Regions from separate parts of the Homo sapiens genome. Here all the other regions are linked to region 4. Evidence: read pairs that join two places in POLR2A ChIA-PET (ENCODE). Cell type or tissue: CD4-positive, alpha-beta T cell. All regions are shown on one strand. Links, peaks and the distances in the headings refer to the core of each region. The heading gives the core; the rest is flanking DNA. Region 1 overlaps PCED1B (PC-esterase domain containing 1B). Region 2 has its middle 17 kb from the start of LINC02156. Region 3 overlaps PCED1B (PC-esterase domain containing 1B). Region 4 has its middle 60 kb from the start of PCED1B-AS1.

Region 1 (4,650 bases), core at 487-4,486, 69 kb after region 4:
TTTTCCAAAACTGTTCCTCCTCTCAGTAAATGAAATCAATATCCACCCGGTTACCCCAAGACAGAAATCTCAAGATCATCTGTGACTCCTTCCTCTTCATCTGCCACAAGAAGAGTAGCTTCTATCTCCAAAGCTAGTCTCTGATCAGTCTACTTCTCTTCCTATAGCCTCTGCTTTAGTTCAAATCTAGAATCCTGCTGTGGTGGTGCTGTGGCTTCCAAGTTCATCTTCTTCCAATCCGTTCTCTAAACTACAGTCTTGCTCTTTCTAAGACTCAGATCTTATAATTTTACTTCCCTTCATAGGTTGAATTTAACCTGCTAAATCACATAAAATTTTTCTGAAGATACCAGCCTTTCTGCCTTAATCAAACACATTAGCCAAATCCATAGCATTACTGGGATAAAGCCTGAAGATCCCAAATTGATAAGGCATCTGGATTCCCTTTGATAACAGTATTCAATAACAATGAACACCTACTGAGTATACTATTCCAAGCATTTAAAGTGTATCAACTCTTTTCACAAAATCAACAATAATTATTATTGCTACCATTTATTGAGAGTCTACTTTAATCCAGGTGTTACATATTCATGTATTCATTATTATTACCTTTTTTTTTGAGACGAAATCTTGCTCTGTTGCCCAGGCTGGAGTGCGATGGCATGATCTTGGCTCACGGCAAACTCCGCCTCCCTGGTTCAAGTGATTCTCCTGCCTCAGCCTCCCGAGTAGCCGGGATTACAGGCATGTGCCACCATGCCCCGTTGGCCAGGCTGGTCTCGAACACCTTACCTCAGGTGATCCTCCCACCTTTGGGATTACAGGTGAGCCCAGCCTATTGTTACCTTTAAAACCACCCTGCAGGGTAGCTCTTACTGTCTCCATGAGGAATATCAGAAAAGGGAAAGGACTTCCTGGAGGGCTGGTTCTGCCTCAAGCCAATCAGCTGACACTAAGCAGTGAAGCCGGAATCTGAGGTCCCTCTGCCTGCCCTGGTCTTTGCTCACCCTGACAACCAGACACCTCACTGTGTCCTGAGCAGCATAGATGCCACACGCACAGTGCCACATAGAGAAGGGTGATGTAAATGAAAATTAAAACACTGTGACAAAGTCAAGCAGGGCATTTGTTTTTGTTGTTGTTAAGTTATTTTTGGTAGATACAGGGTCTCACTATGTTGACCAGGCTGGTCTTGAACTCCTGGGCTCAAGCAATCTGCCTGCCTCAGCCTCTCAGAATGTTGGGATTATAGACATGAACCACTGCACCCGGCCAGTGTCAGTCTTTGTTCCCTACAAGTGAAATCAAAACAGCCTCACGCCTGTAAACCCAGCAGTTTAGGAGCCCAAGGTGGAAGGATCGCTTGAGCCCAGGAGTTTGAAACCAGTCTAGGCAACATAGTGAGACCCTATCTATACAAAAATAAAAATAGCCTGGGCAGGGTGACTCATGCCTATAATCCCAGTACTTTGGGAGGCCAAGGTGGGTGCATCACTTGAGGTCAGGAGTTCGAGACCAGCCTGGCTAACATGGAGAAACCCTGTCTCTATTAAAAATACGCCTGTAGTCCCAGTTACTCGGGACGCTGAGGCAGGACTGCTTGAACCTGGGAGGTAGAGGTTGCAGTGAGCCGAGATCGCGATACTGCACTCTAGAGCCTGAGTGACAGAGTGAGACTCCGTCTCAAAAAAATAAAAATAAAAAATTAGCTGAGGGTGGTGGTGCGTGCTATACTCAGCTACTCAGGAGGCTGAGGTGGGAGGATCACCTGAGCCCAGAAAGTCAAGTCTGCAGTGAGCTATGATCGTGCCACTGCACTCCAGCCTGGGAGATGAGACCCTGTCTGAAAACAAACAAACAAACAAAAACCAAAATGGCTAAGTTTACAGCACCAAGTCTATCCCTTAACAGTATGACTGCTTTGAGTTCAGGCACGTGTCTAAGGGCAGCCGGTTCAGAGACCTTGACACCTGGTGGAGTCACAGAATCAAGACCCTGGGAAAACTTCTTATAGCTTATTTATTTAAAGCTTTACAATTGTTTACACTGCTCAGGAAAAAAAGAAAAAAAAAACCCAACAAATTATGGGTGTTCAGAGAGCTGTGTTAGCCCACAAAGTTCGAGGGAGAAACTGTCATTCACAGAGCTTGATTAACCACAGACTTAAATTTCAGGAGGAAGTAAGCTATGAAAAATCTGTAACCTCTGCCTGTCATATGCTTAGTTTGTTAAAGAAAACTAGAGAAGGAGCTTGTTATTCTTTAAATAGAAAAGCTCCAAAAAGCCCTAAAATGTTTTATCTGAATAAGTTCTCTCAGTAGGTATCTTAAGAATAATAGATTATAGTCAGGGGTTAGGGGCCAGCTCACAAGACTGATGCAAGTTCTTTAAGTTGTGATTGTGTCTGATGAAGAGGAATGCATACTTACATATTTGTGTAAGGAAGATTTCCTTATTGTCATTTCCTTCCATCGCTTGGTCCATAAAAGCAAAGAGGAAGGAAGGGAGGTCTGTGGTCATACACACTGTCACCCATGCTAAGAGAAAAGGTAGTTGAGAGCTCTGCCTGCCCACGTGCCCATCTGCTGGGTCATCCTTGTCCTATCAGGAGAGAAAGAGCACTTCCTTTCCTCAGTGGGACTGGGAGGAGGCAGCAGCCTCAGGCAGCTGGAAGGTGTGCCCCTGGGCCTCACACAGCTCTGGGGAGGTGGCACAGGGCTTCCTCTTTCATAGAGCTAATTAGGTTCTTATCTGTGCTACCAGATGAGCCCAGCTGCCAGCTCCTTACTTCATCTCAACCAATCCAACAGGCTATTCAAACCAACACTGATATTATTCTAGCAATATGTTTATGTATTTTGGACAAAAGTTTAAAGTAATTTAGTCCTCCATCTGTCACCTTCAGGCTAAAGTCCTTTATTTTCTTGGTGCATTGACCATGGGGCTCCATCTAGGCTCTGAAAGGATATTCCCTCAAGGCCCTGAGCTAGAGACCACAGGGTAACTCTACATGCTGTTCTCCTAATAAGATTTTGGTAACATCTGATTGTTTGCTAAAATCCCATTCAAAGCTCCTTCTACCTGGGCAGAGCCTGCCAAGTTGAGTTCAGCTTCAGTTGGATGAGTATGTCAAAGTCCCTGGCCATTCGAATAGCCATTTACCTAAGGCAAGAGCAAATGCTGGCTAAAGCATCTAATCACCATTTATTTATGTTGGTGATGTTGGGATTTGAGAGCACAGAGTGGAAGGTAGAAACAGGGTAGTGTCTGTAACTACCGTCAGATCTACTTCTTCACTTTCATTTTTAACATACAAGGTCCTTAAAAAAACCTTGGATTTTTTTTTTGTTGCGGGGGCGGGGTAGAGATGAGGTTTCGCTATATTGACCAGGCTGGTCTTGAACTCCTGGCCTCAAGTGATCCTTCTGCCTCAGTCCCCCAAAGAAAACCTAGCAGTTGAAAAATGATCAATTCATATAAAGAGAAACTGAAAAAAGACTTTTGCCTTGTCCCCAGCAGGCTGAGGAATTACCAAGGAGGCAGGAGGTGGAGCAAAACACACCAAGCCTGGTGCCAATCATTGACAATATTATGGTTAGTACTTACTGAGGGCTGACTATGGTTGAAACTGCCTTTGCAAAATTATGACTGAGACGGTGAAAGAGATCTAACTTAACCAACGCTAGCTATCTTGCCTCTAACCTCCAAGCTGTCCTTGTTCATTCCTGGGCATAGGCTGAACTAACTTTGGGAGAAATTTAGTTTATAGTTTGAAACAAAGATGATAACAGCCCTTTGCCAAAGCAGACCTCCTTCTTGTCTGGGGACTAGATGGCCTTTGTAGGACTAACATGAGCCACAAGATTAGAAATTATGGATAGGAGTCATGCAGCTGGAGTCTCCAAGATTCTGACCCTCCCTAAACTGCTCCCAAGATCAATGCTTGAGATATTTTGCAGACCCTGCATGTGATGGATCAGCTGACACCATCCAGATCGGTAAACTGGTTCATCTGATCTTGTGCCCTCCACCCAGGAACTGACTCAGCGCAAGAAGACAGCTTCGACTCCTTGTGATTTCATCCCTAACCAATCAGCACTCCTGGCTCACTGGCTTCCCCCAACCCACCAAATTGTCCTTAAAAACTCTGCTCTCCAAACGCTGGGGGAGACTGATTTGAGTAATAATAAAACCCTGGTCTCCTGCACAGTTGGCTCTGCGTGAATTACTCTTTCTCTATTCCAATTCCCTTATTTTGGTGAATTGGCTCTGTCTACGCAGTGGGCAAGGTGAACCCCTTAGGCGGTTACATGGTTATTGCCCCTTTTTTTTCCTTCCTTCCTTCCTTCCTCTCTCTCTCCCTCTTTTCCTCCCTCCTCTTCTCCCTCTTTCCCTCTCTTTCTTTCCTCCTATTCATAAAAACCTATTGAAACTGACTTTGCAAAAATTACAACTAAGAAAATTATGTCAGTGAAAGAAATCTGACCTAACTGACTCCACCTTGCTTCTAATTTCCAAGCTGTTACACCATTCCTGGGTATAGGCTGAACTAACTTTGGCAGGAACTTAGTTTATAGTATAACTTTGAAACAAAGACGGTAACAGCCCTTTGCCAAAACAAACCACCTTCCTACCTGAAGACTACAC
Region 2 (4,650 bases), core at 339-4,338, 120 kb before region 4:
TTTCACTTCTTTGGTTAGATGTATTCCTAGGTATTTTAGGGTTTTTTTTTTGGCTACTGTAAATGAAATTACATTCTCAATTTGTCTCTCAGTTTGAATATTATTGGTGTATAGAAATGCTACCAATTTTGTACATTGATTTTGTATCCTGAAACTTTACTGAAGTTGTTTATAAGTTCCAGAGCCCTTTTGGCAGAATCTTTAGGGTTTTCTAGGTGTAGAATCATATCATCAGCAAAGAGAGATAGCTTGACTTCTTCTTTTACTATTTGGATGTCTTTTTTTTTTTTATCTTACCTGATTGTTCTGGCTAGCACTTCTGGTGCTATTTTGAATAGCAGTGAGGAGAGTAGGCATCTTTGTCATGTTCTTTTTCTCAAGGGAAATGCTTCCAGTTTTTTCCCATTCAGTATGATATTGACTGTGGGTTTGTGATAGATGGCTCTTATTATTTTGAGGCATGTTCCTTCAATGCCTAGTTTGTTAAGGGCTTTTACGATTAAAGGATGTTAGCTTTTATCAAAAGCTTTCTCCATGTCTATTGAGATGATCATACGGCTTTTGTTTTTAATTCTGTTTATATGGTGAATCACATTTATTGATTTGCACAGCTGAACCAACCTTGCATCCCACGAATGAAGCCTACTTGATCATTGTGAATTAGTTTTTTGATGTGCTGTTAGATTTGGTTTTGTTGGATTTGGTTAAAGTTATTTTTGTCTATGTTCATCAGGGACATTGGCCTGTAGTTTTCTTTTTTTCATTGTGTCTTTGCCAGGTTTTGGTATCAGGGTGATGACGGCTTCACAGAATGAGTTAGGGAGGCATCCTCCTCCTTGTTTTCTTGGAATAGTTTCAGTAGAATTGGTACCACCTCTTCTTTGTACATCTGGCAGAATTCACCCAACTGTGAATCCATCTGGTCTGGGGCTTTTTTTGTGACTGATTCAATTTTGGAACTTCACATTGATCTGTCCAGTGTTTCAACTTCTTCCTGATTCAATCTTGGGGCCTTGTGTGTTTCCAGAAATTAATCCATTTCCTCTAAATTTTCTAGTTTGTGTGCACAGAGGTGTTCATAATAGTCTCTGAGAGTCTTTTGTATTTCTCTGCGAAATACAATTTCTTGTCTTTTAGAATGCTGAAAATAGGCCACCAGCCTATCTTGGTTGGTAAGGTTTATACTGAGAAGTCTGCTGTTAGCATGATAGGGTTCCCTTTGTATGTGATCTGATCTCTGTCTTTAGCTGCCTTTAACATTTTTTTTTCTTTAATATTGACCTTGGACAGTGTAGTGACTTAATTTCTTTGTTATGTTCATTTTGAATAGTTTGTCACAGATGTTCTCTGGATTTCTTATATCCAGATGTCTACCTCTCTAGCAAGATTAGGAAAATTTTCTTGAATTATTTCCTCAAATATGTTTTCCAGGTTGTTTACTTTTTCTCTTGTCTCTCAGGAATGCCAACAATGCATAGGTTTGGTCACTTGACATAATTCTATATTTCTCAAAGACTATCTTTAAAAAATTCTTTTTAACAAAATTTTTGTGTAAGTGGGTTAGTTCAAAAGACCAGTCTTCAAACTCTGAAATTCTTTCTTCTGCTTGGTGCAGTCTATTGATAAAACTTTCAGTTGTATTTTGAAATTCCCTAAGTGAGTTTTTCAATTCCAGAAGCTCTGACTGATTTATTTTTAGGATGTTTTATCTCTTCTTTCATTTCCCAGATTACTTTAGAAGTTTCCTTGTGCTGATTTTTTTTTTTTTTTTTTTAGATGGAGTCTTTCTTTGTCACCCAGGCTGGAGTACAGTGGTGTGATCTTGGCTCACTGGTACCTCCGCTTCCCAGCTCAAGTGATTCTCCTGCCACAGCCTCCCAAGTAGCTGGGACTACACACGTGCGCCACCACACCCAGCTAATTTTTTGTATTTTTAGTAGAAACAGGGTTTCACCATGTTGGCCAGACTGGTCTTGAACTCCTGACCTCAAGTGATCCTGCTGCCTTGGCCTCTCAAAGTCTTGGGATTACAGGCATGAGCCACTGCACCTGGCCTGTGTTGATTTTCAACCTTGTCTTGGATCTTATTGAGCTTCCTTGCAATTCATGCTTTGAATTCTTTATCTGTAATTTCTGGGTTTCCATCTGGGTTAGGGACCATTGCTGGAGAGCTACTGTGATCTTTTGATGTTGTCACATTCAGATTTTTCATGGTTCCAGAATTCTTGCTCTGATTCCTTCTCATCTGGAAGTGCTGGCACTTCTAATTTTTGTAATTATTTTTGTGTGGGTAGGATTTTTGTTTTTATTTCTTTCCCTATAAAATTATTGCCTTTTCTTCTTTTTCTTTCCCTTCCCCTCTTCCTACACTCTCTAGATATTACACGGGGCTGTGCAGTTAAACAGACAAGCCAGTAGATGTCACTTATGTGTAAGAGCTGGTTGTGGCCAACATGGCTGGGTATATACCCGATCCTTGTTTACTGAGAGGAGCTCTTTGTTGCCTCAGGCAATGGGCTCATTTATGGAATGCACAGTGGTCTGAGCTCTCTTCTCAGCTCCAGGGAATGGAGGGGTGGGGCAAGATGGGTGGAGCCGAACTTGGAAGGCCCAGTTACACGTCCCCTGATGGCAAGCATAAGCACCAGTGCCAAAGGAGAATCCAGTGGGCTGCCACCAAGTTTCTAGAGGTGTGCCTAGGCATGGAGCTAGGAAACCTCCTCAGCCCCAAGTTCTCTGGATGGGGATGGGTGTCAGCCTAAACTCCTAATCCAGGAGAGTGGTGCTCCAGGGTCCTGAAGATCTCCCTGGCCATGAAGCAGAGAAAAAGTCCCCTGCACCAAGATCTCTGTACAGGAGGGGTGGGGTGACTTCAGCTGCTGAACCAAGCAAGAAGGTGATTTGAATGTCTGGAGATCTGCTTGCAGTGGAGGGGGCCCTACTGTACCACAGTCTATGCACAGGAAGGGTGGGGGTGGCTCAGGCTGCTGAACCAAGAGAGCAGGTGCTCCAAATGCCTGAAGATATGCCTAGGGGTGAAGCAGGGAGAGCCACCTGCACCAGGATCTCTGCACAGGAAGAAAGGGCCAATTAGACTTCTAGTCCATGCTAACAGGTGCTCCAAATGCCTGCAGAGTTGCCTACATGTGGAGCAGAGAGGGCCCTATGAAACTTGGTTTCATTTTGTCATTGGCAGCTGCTATGGTTTGGGTAGGATTTGTTTGTTCCCAGCAAAACTCATGTTGAAATTTGGTCCTTGTCTTGCGGGGTTGGGAAGTAAGCCTGTGGGAAGTACTTGGTCATGGAGGCAGAGCCCTCATGCATGGCTTGGTACCCTTTTGTTAGTTAGTAAATTCTTTGTCTGGCCAGACTAGGTTCATTGCTGAGAATGGATTTCTTCCCTTGAGAATAGGTTGTGGTAAAGCCAAGATGCCATTGGGCTCTGACTTTTCATAATTCCCCTTTGACCTTCTCTACCATGTTTGGACCTACCATGTGGCTCTCACCAGAGCAGATGCTAATGCTATGCTTCTTGTACTTCCCAGCCTGCAGAACCATGAGCTAAATGAACCCCTTTTCTTTGTAAATTACTGGGTCTCAGATATCCTGTTACAGCAACACAAAACAGACTAAGTGAGCAGCACAGCCACCCTTTGTGATTCAGGGGGCAGATTCTCACCTTCAGCAAATCAGTTTGGGGATGCCTGCAGGAGCTGTCAACAAGGAAGACAAAGAATGTCAACAAGGAAGACAAGGAAGACAAAGACAAAGATATCTCGGGTTCCATCCTTTCCATTTTAGCTAGAAAAAAAAAGAGAGAAGAAGATGTATGGTGAGATACAGTTGCCCCATATGGGTCTTTTAAGAAAGAAGGGAAGTCTGATTCAGTGAAAGTCCCACAGTAATTCTGAAAGGCTAGGCCAAGTGCTGGCTTCTGTCACAAGTGTCCTGACAGCTACCCCAGTCTCTACCCAAGTTTTGGTAACATTTTTCATATTTCAGATGTTTTTACAAATCCCCATTACTCAACAGTGATTGATTCCTAGTTTTATTTTAGTTGAATTAAAAACGAGTCATTGGGCTGGGAGCAGTGGCTCATGCCTGTAATCCCAGCACTTTGGGAGGCCGAGACAGGTGAATCATCTGAGGTCAGGAGTTTGAGACCAGCCTGGCCAATGTGGTGAAACCCCATCTCTACTAAAAAAACAATTAGCCAGGCATGGTGGCAGGCAGCTGCAATCCCAGCTACTCAAGAGACTGAGGCAGGAGAATTGCTTGAACCCGGGAGGCAGAGGTTGCAGTGAGCTGAGATGGCATCATTGCACTCCAGCCTGGGAGACAAGAGCGAGACTTCTTTTAAAAAAAAAAAAGAGTGATTTTGTACTATAGGAGAAAAATTCATTTGTTGTTAAAAGAGGTACATTTTGAATCTCCATGGGCACCAAGAATAAAATCACATATTTTCAAAATGCAGACACTTTGATGTTCTTAATGGTTTACAAACATTTTCAGCCTGAAATAATTACTTAATTTTTTTCAAATTTTAAGTAAATTTTTTATTGAAGTATGACATGCAATCAGAAATGAGCACAACTCATAAATGTATAGCTTGTGAATTTTCATGAAGTGAACACATTTGTGTTTCACTGT
Region 3 (4,650 bases), core at 353-4,352, 83 kb after region 4:
TAGCAAAGCACTATTAAGTTGAAGTTGATATTATTTACCTACTTTTTTATGGTTACATATTTTTAAAAAGTTACACACATAAACACTCTACTTTAAAAATGTCAATATATTCAAATTTTGTAACATAGTGTTATATGTAATAGTCTTTGCAAAGTTAAAAGAATTCATTTATTTTGGAACTGAAATTAATGCATCACCTAGTTTGACTAATCTTTGGAAAATTGGGCTAATAGAATATTGGAAGGTGTGGGAAGAATTGTAATAGAGACCAGAAAACTAAGCAGTTTTTAAAAAATGTAATTATTAAGTTCAAGAAAAAAGCAAATGGTTAATAAAACATAACCATAGCCCGTATATTATAACATTAAGTTCTGACTGCTATCTGCATGGGCATAATAAAATGAATAATGAATATTTAACTATACATAAAATGTGAATAGAGGGTGAGGAAATGAAGAATGAAAAAAGTGGGAACAGACAACTCTGGTAGACTCAGGTATGATTTTCTTAGATCTTCCTGACTCACTTCAATATCTGATATTAAACTCTACTGGGGCTGCTGTGAGCAACCTTCTTGTTTCTGGCCCTTACTGTAGCATGTTACTTACAGGGGCTATACCTTCCTTAATACAACACCCATCCCTCCTCTACTCTACTATGGTGGGGTTTTTTTTTGGGTAGTTGCTGCCTCTAAGTGAATTTAGAAAGATAATCAGAGGAAGGAGGGTGGGTAGAGGGAAAATGAATAAATTTGTAGTCACCAGCTATCAGATAGGTTTGGATTGTACACATAATTAATATGGAGAAAAATTGTTTCATTTTCTCATGATCCTCATTTTCTCCCTCGAGACATTAGCTGTCACCTTCAGAAATATTTCTTTTTTTCTTTTTTTTTTTTTGAGACAGAGACTCGCTCCATCGCCCAGGCTGGAGTGCAGTGGCATGATCTCGGCTCACTGCAACCTCCGCCTTTTGGGTTTAAGTGATTCTCCTGTCTCAGCTTCCCGAGTAGCTGGGACTACAGGTGTGTACCACCATGCTCGGCTGATTTTTGTATTTTTAGAAGAGACGGAATTTCGCCTTGTTGGTCAGGCTGGTCTCGAACTCCTGACCTCATGATCCACCCGCCTCCGCCTCCCAAATGCTGGGATTATAGGCGTGAGCCACCGCGCCCGGCCTACTTTTAGAAATATTTCTAAAGATGAATTCCAAAAGACTAAAACAGGCTTTTCTTCCCCCCTCTCATACAAGAACACATTTCTTCATTTAACAAGTTAAATATATAATACTAATAAATAATTCACAATACTCAAAATGAAGATAATAACTTTAAAGAAGAGGAATTATGAAACAGGATAAGTGGCCAGTGCTGTTTCTGAACACAACAATGCCATTTACTCTCGAATTTAGCCACACGGCACCTTTCTCTTCCTCATTAAAACCCTGGCCACATATTGCTGCTTCTGCCATCTAAGGTCTGTTCTTTAAATAGCACATGGAACTCCGACCGGTATGACCTTTCTTGTTGGCAGGTCATCTGAGGATATTAACTGGAGTACTTTGTCCCACAGTTCCCAGAAGAGCAGGAGACCTCAATATTCTAAGAAGCTTCACTGTTGAAAGTCTAAGTAGTTTGCCAAAAATGATTGATTTTCTTTACACTAAGGAAATTTCTCTTGTGTTTGCAATAAGTAGCTATCAAAGGGACATTTGTGGTTCTAAATTAGTTCCAGTACCTGTAAAGAGACCCATCCCAGCAAGGTGCGGTGGCTCACGCCTGTAATCCCAGCACTTTGGAAGGCCTAGGCAGGTGGATCACGAGGTCAGGAGTTCGAGACCAGCCTGACCAACATGGTGAAAGCCCATCTCTATTAAAAATACAAAAATTAGCTGGGCGTGGTGCTGCGCGCCTGTAATCCCAGCTATTCAGGAGGCTGAGGCAGGAGAATCACTTGAACCCAGCAGGTGGAGGTTGCAGTGAGCTGAGATCGTGCCACTGCACTCCAGCCTGGGCGACAGAGTGAGACTCCATCTCAAAATAAAAAAAGACCTATTCCTGAGAGGAGGCAGGCAGTGGGGAGACAGATGTGTTTCAGGAGCATGGAGGGAAGTTATCTGAAAAATGCTGGCTGCAAAGGGCAAGCGGCCACTCCTGCAAGGAGGTCTCAACACAGTATGACCAAGGGCCCTGCAGGTGGCAGAGCACAGCAAAAGCACAGCAAGAGCATGTGGTATTTATTCAAAGCCAAGGGAGGTAGGCAGGAAACCAGAATGCAGCTTAGTGAGGGCAAGAGCAAGGCAGGGCCCCAGCCCCAGCAAGACTGAGCAATGAAATGGCTTTAAAATAACAACAATCTGCAGTTATCAAAACTGGGGCCAAAATGGCAGACACCCTGAAATAAACTGGTGAAATGCAATCTTAAAACAGATGAACAGCAAATGAGCTAGAATCTTGGAGACTATTTGGTTGCCTCATATGATTTATAGGACTGGAGCAATGTTGCTGATCCTTATACTGAAATTTATGTCACGGGGAGAAAATATAATTCTAACTTACTAGAGAACCATGATTGAAGCTACTCAGGGCTGAGTGGGCAGAAGTATATCTTTGTCTCTGAGGGAAATTGTAAGACTTGCTTGTAGTTTATAAAAGTCATCCATAATTTTTAATCTTTTGTTTTGGGGGTCAGCCAAAATCCTACACCCTAACTATTGTAATCCAGGCGAGTGAAGGCAGTAATCTGAATTACCATGGTGATTGAGGGTTGGGGAGAAGGTGATGGGCTGAAACAATGACTGGAGTGGAAAGGGGGAAGGGGGCAGGAATTCAGGAATTGTGAGCAGGGAATTATTATAAAGAATGGTTCCCTGGTTTCTGCATTGGCTTGAACAACTCTGAGTGGACAGTGATGCTCATAGGAAGTGGGGACGGTCAGATGCCGGAATGCAAAATCCGGTCTCACTTTGTACTTCCTGTGTGAACCTGAGTCAGTTACTCAACCTCTCTGAGGATACAACAAATTTGAGAGTTCATATTTTGGTACATATGAGAGTCTATTAATTGTTAAGCCCTACAGTAAGTGATGAGAGTAATAAGACAAATAGAATACAGCTCTTGAATTCATTTTTTGCAGTCAGCTAGGAGAGACATGCAAAAACAATTAGCAAAATACAATGGGAGAAGCGCTAAAATATCTGTGTGCATAAAGCATTCAGTAAGCCCAGAATAATGTACTCTGCTTGCAAATATGGGGATAAGGAAGGTCTCATGTAGACGTGAGGAAAGAAGAATGGACATTGGAGCTAGGCTTGAATGAATAGTTTCACCAAAATACATTTTCTTTGTGATCTTAGACAAATTAATCTCTCCGAGCCTTAGTTTCCTCAGTTGGGGTTAATGATAGTACTTGTCTCAAGGAATGATGGTTAAATGAAATAATGCATGAAAAATCCTCAGCACAGTGCCTGTTACACAGCAAGAACTCCATGAATGTTTGCTATTTTTATTACCATTATTGCTATGGAGAGCCCTGGGAGTCAGTCAGCTCTGATGGACTCAATGATGTATCAAAGTCACAGCTAGTTAGTACCAGAGACTGGACCAGGATCCAGGCTGCCACTTTTATTCTCTAAAATGAAAGGAGAGCTCTGCCCTCGTCCAATTCCACTTTTTCCACTGAAGATTAAATTGGATTCTTTTATGTAAAGTGGACTCTCCAAGTGACTTTTCCCAAAGGAAAGTTTTGAATGAAATCATTTACCATTTGAATGAGCTCATATCCAAAAGGAGCACCCATTTGGATAGAGCCGATCAGTCTGCAGTATATACAATTTCACTTTGCTTACTGGTCATCTCCATTTTTTTTCCAGGCTACATATTTTTCTTATTTCAGCCTTCTAAACTCCCTGTTCTCTGCAGCCTATTTAATTGACTTTCATATCAAAGGAAAGTGAAAGCAAAAATAGGTTTTACTTATAATCAACATGCATTTACTGTTTGTCGTGATTTAGAAGCTCTTTGCTGGCACTATGGAAAGAGGCAAAAAAAAAAAAACAAAAAAAAAAAGCGTAGCCTCCATTTTTGAAATAGTTAAAGCAAGCCAGATCCACATAAAATAAGAAAACAGTAATTCTAGAACAATGTATAGATATTCTACAGTGATACGGGGTGGATTGAATACATTTATACAAAGGAGGCAAATTAAATTGGTGTTCTATTGAGTTGGAGTTAATGAGGATGTACAGAGAGAAAACAGTCAATCATTTCTGTGGCAAGCGCCATGTTAGGTGCTCCTATAGAGTATCTAAAGAAAATGATGTCTGAGTTAGCTCAAGAAAATGGTAATGGACTCAGATTGGCAAAGAGAAAGGCAGGCAAGTGGTTCTCATCAGAATCACCAGGTCCTTAAAAAAAAAAGCACAACACAACAAAACAAAAAAACCAAAAAAACCCCAAAACTTTTGTGTCCAGGCCGCACCCTCAGCGATTCTGCCTCAATTCCTCAGGGTGAGCAGCCCAGGTGTCCAGCTTTATGAAGGTTCCCAGGGCAATCTATTTTGCAACCTGGGCTGAAAACCTCTGCTTTAGGGCAAAGGCTGGATGATGACTATGCCCAAGTCCTGGGTGGAGAGAGGCAGGCCTGCGGTATT
Region 4 (4,650 bases), core at 229-4,228:
TACAGTTGTTTGTAGTAAGAGAACTCCCATTTTCATCAGTGGAACTGGACAACTACACTGGTCCAATTCAGGCAAATGGATAGAGTTCACAGCACCAAACCAGGTAGGAGTCAAGCCACAGACTGTCTGTCTTTACTCAGAGATAAGTGGCCATTATCATCCTTGTGCCTCTTTGTACTTTACTTTGACCAAATGATCCCTTTGGCTTTCGACTTACCTGGAATCTGCTGCTTAAACTGGCTAGCCTTTATTGGCATTCAGGATCTGTGGGTGGAAATTGGTTGCTGGTATTTCTGAGATGTGAAAATCCTTACCCACCTACTTTGGTTGAAGTGGTTCTAGATTGCAAAGTATTGAATACGGCCGTTTACTTATATAAAAAATACAATAGAACCTTGTATATACATAGACTACCCTCTGGGGAAGAAGAGGTAGGCTTTGGGAAACAGAGTCAAGGTAGACTTTGACTTATCTCTACTATTTGAATTTTTCATAGTGAGAATATATTTGTATGTTATTTATATAATTAAAATATCTTTAAAAAATAAGTTTAGTTGAGAGACAAAAATAATTAATGTCACGTTCTCAATTCTATATCAAGGCTGGAAATAAGAGAAAAATCCCAATTCTCAGTAAGATTGCACACATTTTAATGAAACAACAAAAGGAGAGACAGGAAGCATTCCTAGAGGTCTCTGGTGAAGAAACCTTCATATTCTTATGAAGGAATGACTCATGGATGACTCATGGTCTGTAGCTCCTTCCCCAGTCACTCCCAATTCTTGACTAAAAATATTTGCATTTCTTCCTAGTGCCATCTTCCTCCCACTCTATGCAGTGCCAGCTTGTGCCACTACCATTTTGTGACCTCCCCTTTCTGCTGCTGACCTGATGTTTATGGGAGATCAATTTTCATTCTCATCCATCACTACCAGTATGTCAGTCACTGTGCCTTCCCAGTCCCTAGCCACTTCTAAAGGAACTAGGTGCACCCACAACTTTCCTGGGGTGACTAAACCTGGCTGGACCCCTAACTCAGGGCAGCCCAGACCTCTAGGCTTGTTAGAAGCCCATGAGATATTCCAGCATGAAAAGCCTTTCCAAACAAGGTAAAGCTGGCTTCAGCAGTCTAATTCTCAGGAACTAGAATTAAGAAACACTGAGAAAATGGAGCAGTATATACTGAGAGTTGTTGAGATACTGCAAAAGAAAGAAGCCTTGAAGAAGAGTGGAGACCATGAGGGGTCATAAGTCACTTAAAGTAGAGAGGGAGCACAATCAAGGGGCGGATAGGCGTTAAGAGAAAGATTGTGAGAAAAAGGTGGGAAAGCCAGTCAATGATGAAAGAGAACCAGAGATGCCCCAAAAAACAAACTTGCAGAGGGTCAGTGGGTCATGTTAATGGTGAGTGGCCTTCCAGAAGACCCAGAAGATCCCACACTCGCACTCCCAGAATTGTCTTGGCATCTAAACAACTTTCTCATTCGTCGCCTTGAGACCTGGCTCTGACAACATTCCTACCCTTTCTGAAAGCTGGTGGTTCTGCTTTTCCTGGGTTTCCTGAGACTTTGTCATGAGCCTGAGATCACTGGCTCCTCTTTTCTAAAGGAATGGACATAGCACATTCTTCATTACTTGAGGTGACCTAAGTCTTATTCTTAAAACCAAGAGAACCTAATTCAAATGGTCAGTCCTCTTACTACAAAAGGCAGAATGGAAACAGCTGAGCAGAGTGGGAAAGCTGTGGCCTTCAAAGCAGACTGGTCTGAGTTTCAATCCAGAACCTGCCAAATGTGAGCTGTGAGACTTTTTGGGCAAGTTATCTAACTATAACACTTCTAAGAGTCGTCCTTTTTATCTTTAAATGGCTCCAGTTCAGAATGGCAGAGTGATCCAACAATGGTTTATATAAGCTGCTGGCCTGATGCCTGACACAGACTTAACACTCAATACAAGTTCATACCTTTCCTTCTTCTCTCTGGATACTTCCTGTCTTGCACAATAAAGCCCAAACTACCCCACCCCTCCAGTGGCAGTAGCTATGGTTAAAATTGTCTGCTTCCTGTCTCACTGGGTTCTGCTGTTTTGTGTTCACACACTTCAAGAGTGAAACTCAATCTGTTCAAAGCTGTAAACATGAACTTTGGGTCAGAGTTCGGTCCCCTTTCATTTAGTATCTACCAAAAGTTAATTAGAAGCACCATAATGCAATCAGTTTTTCAGGGCAGGGTGGTGGTGGGGATTACTTTCTTCATATCTACACTCATTCAGCCTGCCATCAACAAACATTTATTGAGTCACCATTGTGTGTAAAGGTACTATAAAGATAGAAGGATCACAGCATTACACACAACGAAATTGAGGTACACAGTGACCCACAGTAAGTTTATTTCCGGTTTCATTTATTTAAGATTTGCAAATGTGTGTTGTATATTTGAACAATGTAGTAAACATTGTGTGGTAGTGCTTAACTCTATTAACCAGATCTTAACTAGGATTAACTAGGATTTCATCTAAAAGTCTCTTGCAGGCCGGGTATGGTGGCTCACGCCTATAATTCCAGCACTTTGGGAGGCCGAGGCTGGTGGGGTCACTTGAGCCCAGGAGTTTGTGACCAGCCTGGGCAGCCTGACGAAACCCTGTGTCTACTAAAAATACAAAAATTAGCTGGGCATTGTCATGCACACCTATAGTCCCAGCTACTCAGGAGATGGAGGTGGAGGTTGCAGTAAGCCGAGACTGCATCACTGCACTTAAGCCTAAGTGACACAATTAGACTCTGTCTCCAAAAAAAAAAAAAAGTCTCCTGCGTATTGCCATAATGTCTTGCTCCTAGACAGGGCTCATTAAATATCGGTAGGTGAATGACTTAATACCTGTTTCAGATGCTTCAGGAATTAGCAAACATCTGTAACTCTTGCTGAGCTAAACCGGAGTATCATGTAGAAAAATATATAGTAGTAGTATAATTATAGTGGTATTAGATTATCCTAAAATCATAAATTTAAGAGGCATCCAAACACATGTTCTTCCTGAGAAACTAATTCTGCCTATTTTCCCTGCTTGGAGCTTTTTTACCTGCAAGTCTACAGACTATAATTTTTGAAAATAGATCCATATAAATCTTTCTGGAACTATTTATGTAAATGCTTTATTTTCCAGTAATCTCAGAGAATTGGCTTTCTGTACCCTGCTAATCTCCTTCTCTCAAAACAAACCAAACAAAAAGAAAACATGCTCCAGGAAACTGAGCATTCTCTATGATCTAATTAAGCAACACAGAAATATTGACATTCCACAAGTACTGACAATTATTTTTTAGCCTAAAAGACAAGAGTAAGTGTAATTATGTTGCCAGTTTAAGATCTACCTTGGAAAAATACAAACTACACCATCAAGAACTCTGTATCCTGCCTGTAATCCTAGCACTTTGGGAGGTTGAGGAGGGTGGATCACTTGAGCTCAAGTGTTCGAGACCAGCCTATCCAATATGGTGAAACCCTATCCCCACTAAAAATACAAAAATTAGCCAGGCATGGTAGTGGGCATCTATAATCCCAGCTACTCAGGGAGGCTGAGGCAGAAGAATTGCTTTAACCCAGGAAGCAGAGGTTACAGTGAACTGAGATCGTACTAGGCAACAGAGTGAGACTCCATCTCAAAAAAAAACGAAAAACAAAAAACAAAATTAAAAAAAATTATCAAAAATCAATGAGAAAACTTGATTAGTAATTAACTCTTTCTGCCACCAAAATGTCAGGGGTATAGTCTATGTCCCATTGCTCGCTACACAGAAAGCCAATCACTGATACAATGAGTATTGCCAGGGAAGAAAGGTTTTATTTAGGTGACGTGAGCCAGGGAGATGGGAAATAAGTCTCAAATCCGTCTCTCCAACTGACTAAAGTTGGGGATTTATATATCAGGGAAGGAATGTAACTATGAGCAGGAAAACAGAAATCAGGGAGGAGTAAGGAAGAGGTGATGGTCAATAGGAAGCACGCAGTCAGTTTGGGAATCATGATGGGTGAGGGATCTGGCATCTCATTGTCTGGATGCAGTGATCTGGTGAGTTTCAGTTCCTTGATACTATCTGAGAAGGCCTGATGATGATTTCCTGAGAAAGGAACTCAGATTGTAAGTTTCAAGCTTTAAGACCAGGAGGGTCAATTTCTATGTTTATTTTAAAAGACTGAAAACATCAGTTCTATGGGAAAATTAGACTGGTTTCATTTCTACTGCACACAAATGTTTCTCCCAGATACATATGTTAGGAAAGTCAGTATAAATCCCAACTTGTGTATGAAGTAATATACCTTCTGCAAGAAAGTCTCTCCTTTAAGTAATGGAAACTTAGACAATGTAGAAACCTAAGCCTAAAATAGCATTTATATTCTTTGGAAGCACTTGTCATCTGTGATGTGATATACAATATATTTCCGTACCTTTGCCTAGAAAGTTGGCCAGAACCCATTTAAATGTTGTTGGTTTAAAAAACGAAATGACAGGCTGGGTGTGGTGGCTCACGCCTATAATCCCGGAACTTTGGGAGGCCGAGGCAGGCAGTTCACCTGAGATTGGGACTTCGAGACCAGCCTGACCAACATGGAGAAACTCCATCTCTACTAAAAATACAAAATTAGCTGGGCG

Evidence for each region. ChIA-PET counts read pairs that join two places held together with the same protein. Peaks named below come from ENCODE experiments on the same cell type or tissue, not always from the same donor. Only the 100,000 strongest peaks of a DNase experiment are listed, where the experiment ranks them.
Region 1: POLR2A ChIA-PET joins it to region 4 with 24 read pairs; 14 of 35 experiments call an interaction of 5 or more read pairs at or near these places.
Region 2: POLR2A ChIA-PET joins it to region 4 with 11 read pairs; 6 of 35 experiments call an interaction of 5 or more read pairs at or near these places.
Region 3: POLR2A ChIA-PET joins it to region 4 with 14 read pairs; 12 of 35 experiments call an interaction of 5 or more read pairs at or near these places.

What each region holds. Positions count from the first base shown.
Region 1 is chr12:47,205,458-47,210,107 of GRCh38, reverse strand. The region is part of intron 2 of PCED1B (PC-esterase domain containing 1B); the gene reads right to left. PCED1B-AS1 (PCED1B antisense RNA 1) reads left to right here. Exons shown (of 3, transcript NR_026544.1): 3 at 1-1,688. Among named protein-coding and RNA genes, the nearest start is that of PCED1B-AS1, 8.7 kb to the left of the region's middle. In CD4-positive, alpha-beta T cell, for the core only: no CTCF peak of the experiment used is centred there; DNase peaks (open chromatin) are centred at 2,127, 2,617 and 4,047; H3K4me3 peaks cover 1,487 bases; H3K27ac peaks cover 3,817 bases.
Region 2 is chr12:47,395,638-47,400,287 of GRCh38, reverse strand. No RefSeq gene overlaps it. Among named protein-coding and RNA genes, the nearest start is that of LINC02156, 17 kb to the left of the region's middle. RefSeq lists a silencer at 2,451-2,500. In CD4-positive, alpha-beta T cell, for the core only: a CTCF peak has its summit at 2,409 (motif pointing right); DNase peaks (open chromatin) are centred at 2,447 and 2,897.
Region 3 is chr12:47,191,578-47,196,227 of GRCh38, reverse strand. The region is part of intron 2 of PCED1B (PC-esterase domain containing 1B); the gene reads right to left. Among named protein-coding and RNA genes, the nearest start is that of MIR4698, 6.1 kb to the right of the region's middle. In CD4-positive, alpha-beta T cell, for the core only: a CTCF peak has its summit at 2,228 (motif pointing right); DNase peaks (open chromatin) are centred at 2,237, 2,937 and 3,997; H3K4me3 peaks cover 1,558 bases; H3K27ac peaks cover 2,300 bases.
Region 4 is chr12:47,274,369-47,279,018 of GRCh38, reverse strand. No RefSeq gene overlaps it. Among named protein-coding and RNA genes, the nearest start is that of PCED1B-AS1, 60 kb to the right of the region's middle. In CD4-positive, alpha-beta T cell, for the core only: no CTCF peak of the experiment used is centred there; DNase peaks (open chromatin) are centred at 738 and 2,018; H3K27ac peaks cover 3,242 bases.